Regions from separate parts of the Homo sapiens genome. Here region 2 is linked to region 1. A link is a loop called in an ENCODE intact Hi-C map of the cell type or tissue named here. Cell type or tissue: PC-3. All regions are shown on one strand.

Region 1 (2,500 bases):
TGAATTTTTACCTTTCGAGAGCTACTAACTTTGGGAGAAAATACATTGAGATCAGTTATTTACCAATTATTGACACAAAGAGTTTGAAAAATATCTAGCACATGGCTAAGAGAAATTTATGTGGGGGAGCTGTGACTTAGAAATAAGACATTGGCCGAGCACAGTGGCTCACGCCTGTAATCCCAGCACTCTGGGAGGCCGAGGCAGGTGGATCACAAGGTCAGGAGATTGAGACCACGCTGGCCAATGTGGTGAAACCCTGTCTCTACAAAAATACAAAAAAATTAGCCGGGCGTGGTGGCATGCGCCTGTAATCCCAGCTACTCAGGAGGCCGAGGTGGAAGAATCACTTGAACCCGGGAGGCAGAGATTGCGGTGAGCCAAGATCATGCCATTGCACTGCAGCCTGGGTGACAGAGTGAGACTCTGTCTCAAAAAAAAAAAAAAAAGAAAGAAATAAAACACTAAAATTCAACTCTGACATATTTTCAGCTGTGTTTGTTTTCCATGATTACACATTTTGAAGTGTGATCCTGCACAGATGACCTCATTTAAACATTCACTCACTGTGTTTATGTTCTGGTTTCTCATTCATCTTGCATATGCAGTTAACACACGCGGAGCTAGATTTTTCAAAATTCTCTTCCTAAAATGTAACTTCATGGGTACATCTGCATTTATATGTAAACCTGAATATGTATGGGAAGAACTGAATGAATGAGTTTGCTTAGCACCCTTTTTATTGCTAACTTTTTGAATAATCTGGTCATCGGAGATAGTGTTGAAGTCTTTGAAACCTGAAAACCATAATATTCTGTAGACAGCCCTTCCCTGTCTGCCCTATCCCACTATATCCACTTCTTCAAAAACAGATACACACTCCATTTCAGTCACATAAGTAAGTGGCCTTTAGGGCCAGGGAGAAAAGAGAATCACAATTAAATCTATCTCTAAGTATAATCTTAGTTTTCTTCCTTCCTTATATAGTTGAAATACTCAGATTTACCTCAAATATGTGTTTTTGTTTTTAAAAGAAACTTGATAACAAAAGTAGGAATAAATCCAGTAGTTGGCTAACTTACTGTGAAACCATCATTGTTGGGAATAGGAAAAGAAGAGAGAGATTTGCAATCCTGGCTTGGTTATCTTTCTTGTCATTTTAATCACAGAGGCTTCCTATGAACATTCAAAAATTTTTTTCAGTTTTTCTTGGTATTTCCAGTAGCTAAAAGGAGATAGGTCCAGAAAGTACAGAGAATTAGCAAACAAATAACTGGAGAATGGAAGATTACCATGCTAATAAAATAATATCTTATTTTAAAATATTATTATTTTAAAAAATTATTTAAATTTAAATAAAATTATTTAAAAAATAATAATATTAAAATGATTTTCTTTAATGCAGACATCCTCAGTATGTTAAAGACAATATCAGAATTTCATGGTGGAAACCATTTTTCAAAAAAGGCTGGACAGTTATACAAGCAAGCATATTGCAGTTCATAAAGTTGAACAGTAGATGGCATTTTATTCTTTTTCTAACTTCAATTGGAATAATTGAGGGGAAATATTTTTCACTGAATTTTAAAGCTATTTGGTAAAGACCTTTAGTAAAGTTTCTCTTCTAATTTTCCTCTTCATTTGAATAGAAAGTGAAAGGGTATCATTAGGGAGTTGGTACTGCGTTCTCCATTTTATAAATGAAGAAATTGAGGCTTAGAGAGTATGCAACTTGCCTAAGGACACGATTAGTAACTGATTTGGAATTCAGACTTTGAAAATCTGATTTAGACCTCTTACTCTTAACCAATGATCTGTACTGTCTCTCTGTCAAATATTAAGCTACAAATACTGTTTTTAATGTCATTTCATTTTTTTTCTTACTCCTTTCAATTTTGTTGCTTATGTTGATGTGGCTTAAAATGCTAGAATTTTTATTTTTATAGCATTTTTTAAAGTCAGCTAAGCTGATAAATTTAATGAACTCCAACATGATTGGTACCAGTAAGTGGTCATTTAATTTGCAGAGAATGATACATACCTAATGCATTATTTTATCCTAAAACATAAATATGTATTAATTTGCTGGTTTTAAATGTGGAGCCAAACTGAATGTGGGGTCAAAGATTGTAATTGTCATCTTTTTAATATAAACCACACCCAATATATTTTCTATGATCTCCAATTTCAGTTTCTGTAAAGCATGAACCTAACAAAACTTTCCAAACAATCTGATTAGAGAATCCTTCTAGGTTTTTCTTTCCTCCCCCTGATTAGTAGCAACTTTTTTCTAATAATTTATCTTTATGAATTATTTCTAAATTGTCCTTATGCATTTTCAACTTTTTCATCAATTTATACAATTTTTAATACATTAAATAAACATTAACAAGTACAAGTGACAAACCATCTGAAAACAAGCAGCCGACAGTAAACATGCGAGCCATTTAAGACAACTTCTATTTAATTCAATGAGCGTATAGAGATTTCTTTTAGAAGT
Region 2 (2,500 bases), 59 kb after region 1:
GGGTGATTTTGCCCCCAGGAAACATTTGGAAAAATGTATGGAGATATTTTTTACTGTCATGCCGTGGGTGGGGGGAGGTTAATATTGGCACCTAGTGGATAGAGGCCAGGGACACTGCTAAACATCCTACAATACACAGGGCAGCCCCAACGACAAAGAATTATCAGGCCCAAAATGTCAATAGCACCACTGTTGAGAAACCCCACTCTTAATGTGCATATCCTATCAAATTTATATTTCAGCTATCACTCTAGACGGTGAGTTAGTCCATTTGTAGGTTTACAATTCCAGCATGAAGAAGACTCTTCATTTCTGGACTCTTTGTTCCAAAGAGAAATGATGAACAATGACTGACTACTTGAGGTTCTTCAAAACATGTTCCCTAAACACAATTCCACCTCTTAATTTGGAGTTCCCTACAAGTCAGCGCTCTATATTTAGTAATACTAAATCTGCTTTCAAATAGAGACCAGAAGGCCAGGCACGGTGGCTCCTGCCTGTAATCCCAGCACTTTGGGAGGCCAAGGTGGGCGGATCACCTGTGGTCAGGAGTTCGAGACCAACCTGACCAACATGGAGAAACCCTATCTCTACTAAAAATACAAAATTAGCCAGGCATGGTGGCGCATGCCTGTAATCCCAGCTACTTGGAAGGATCGCTTGAACCTGGGAAGAGGAGGTTGCGGCAAGCCAAGATTGCGCCGTTGTACTCTAGCCTGAGCAACAAGAGTGAAACTCCACCTCAAAAAGAAAAAAAAACCACCAGAAATATTTGAGACAGGTGACAAATCACTCTTTGATAGGAGATCTATTTTTCCCTAAAAGGTAATTCCTAATTTCAAAGCAGCCTACATTTTAAAATTCGAAGCTCCGATCATAAAATCTAAAAGCTGGGAATTCAAGCTGCAATCAACTTGAGTCTCTAAAACCACAAACTCAGAGTGGAGCCATTGTTCCTCAGAGGCAATGAATCACCGCTCACAGGTGTAAACTCCCCGAGAAGAACCTCCATAAAAGAAATTCTTCTGATATAAAACTGGCATGCCTGAGACTACTTAAGACCATGTGTCACAAATTACACTCACAGTTGGCTCACGAAGCTCTGTAAAGTGTACATTGCTCAATAGTCACTGATAACCTGTCCTCATTGCCAGTCTCGTCATAGGTGAGGCCAATAATTTCCTCTGGGGAACACTTCCATGTTAGGAGCTTCCCAGAGGTAAGAAGCTTTGTCAGCAGATGTTTTTATCCTCTGAGCACCACTTGCACCCACCTGGGATTCTTTACACCTGTCTGGAGTAAGAGCCTCCATTTATCCAGTCTGCCTCTTCCCAGGACTCGGGGTTGCTGCTCACTTTGGTCCCTAGCATGCAGTGCCTTGAATGGTACTCAGCTGGTACAGTCTCTGTCCTTGCTCCCCAGATAGACTGTAGGCCCTGCAAAGCCATGACTCTATTTCATACCAGTGCTTCCCAAAAACAATCACCTAGGAATTTTTTAAAAATGCAGATTCTGATTAAGGCCTGGGGTGGGGCCTGAGATCCTGCATTTCTAACAAGCTTGCAGGTGATGTGCATGCTTCAAGTCCTGGGACTACACTTTAAATAGCAATGACTTCTGTCTAATTGAATCCTCAGTAGTTGACACTGAGACATATGCACAACAGCCACTGAATAAATATTGATGGTGAAGGGGATCAACTGTTGGCTCTTTGCAAATGGTGTTAGAACTTAGAAGAAGTCAAACTCAAGGCTCACCATTCAGATAAAGAAGCTGCCAGATTGGGTCAAACATGACCTTGGTTGAATTATGAAAAACATTTTACTAGTTACAGAGTAATGCCACTGTAGATGATTTAATTAGTTATAAATATATTTAACTTAGTGAAACCTTCAAAGCAGGAAAAAGAGACACACCAGGAATTACTATATTTCCCACCTGACATTATTTCAATCTTCAGGCAAAGTTAAGAGAAATAGTCATGCTTCAGAGACAAGGTAATACAAATAGATGTTTAGAAAAACCTCAAGGAGAACAAGTTGGTGAAATATCTCTCCATCATTTCAGGAATAATTGATTTGCACTCTGACACAAACCAGTCCTGTATTTAACATATTAGAAACATGGCAATCCTCAGATATTCTGTTTAAAAGAAAAGATGCAATCTAATATGGGCAATGGATACATAGGTGTTTGCTGTATGATTCCCGCTACTTTGGTATGTTAGAGATTTGGGGTTATGGTTTTTGTTAAAACGAAGTAAGCACAGTCCACTCTGTCTCTGCCACCAAAACAAATAAAATCTCTGGAAAGAATGCATGGAACGTACACTTACTATATACCCACACAAATTTTAAATTAAAATTAAAAAAAAAAAGAATGCATGGAACAGCTGAGGACTCTGTAAATGGTATCAGGTGGATTGGGGAAAAAATCAGAACTCAAAGTAAGGACAATCCTGCAGTGACTTTCCTGATTTTTCTTTTCCTTCCATACCTTC

The links. Hi-C counts contacts between places; a loop is a spot of excess contacts. Peaks named below come from ENCODE experiments on the same cell type or tissue, not always from the same donor. Only the 100,000 strongest peaks of a DNase experiment are listed, where the experiment ranks them.
Region 2: a loop joins it to region 1, with 3 times the contacts of the local background. A loop is called at or near these places in 2 of 110 quality-filtered maps.

What each region holds. Positions count from the first base shown.
Region 1 is chr5:75,680,467-75,682,966 of GRCh38, reverse strand. The region is part of intron 10 of POC5 (POC5 centriolar protein); the gene reads left to right. Among named protein-coding and RNA genes, the nearest start is that of POC5, 36 kb to the left of the region's middle. In PC-3, a CTCF peak has its summit at 1,534 (motif pointing right); no DNase peak of the experiment used is centred here.
Region 2 is chr5:75,621,340-75,623,839 of GRCh38, reverse strand. All of the region lies in intron 3 of ANKDD1B (ankyrin repeat and death domain containing 1B), which reads right to left. Among named protein-coding and RNA genes, the nearest start is that of ANKDD1B, 11 kb to the right of the region's middle. In PC-3, no CTCF peak of the experiment used is centred here; a DNase peak (open chromatin) is centred at 1,059; H3K4me3 peaks cover 770 bases; H3K27ac peaks cover 1,901 bases.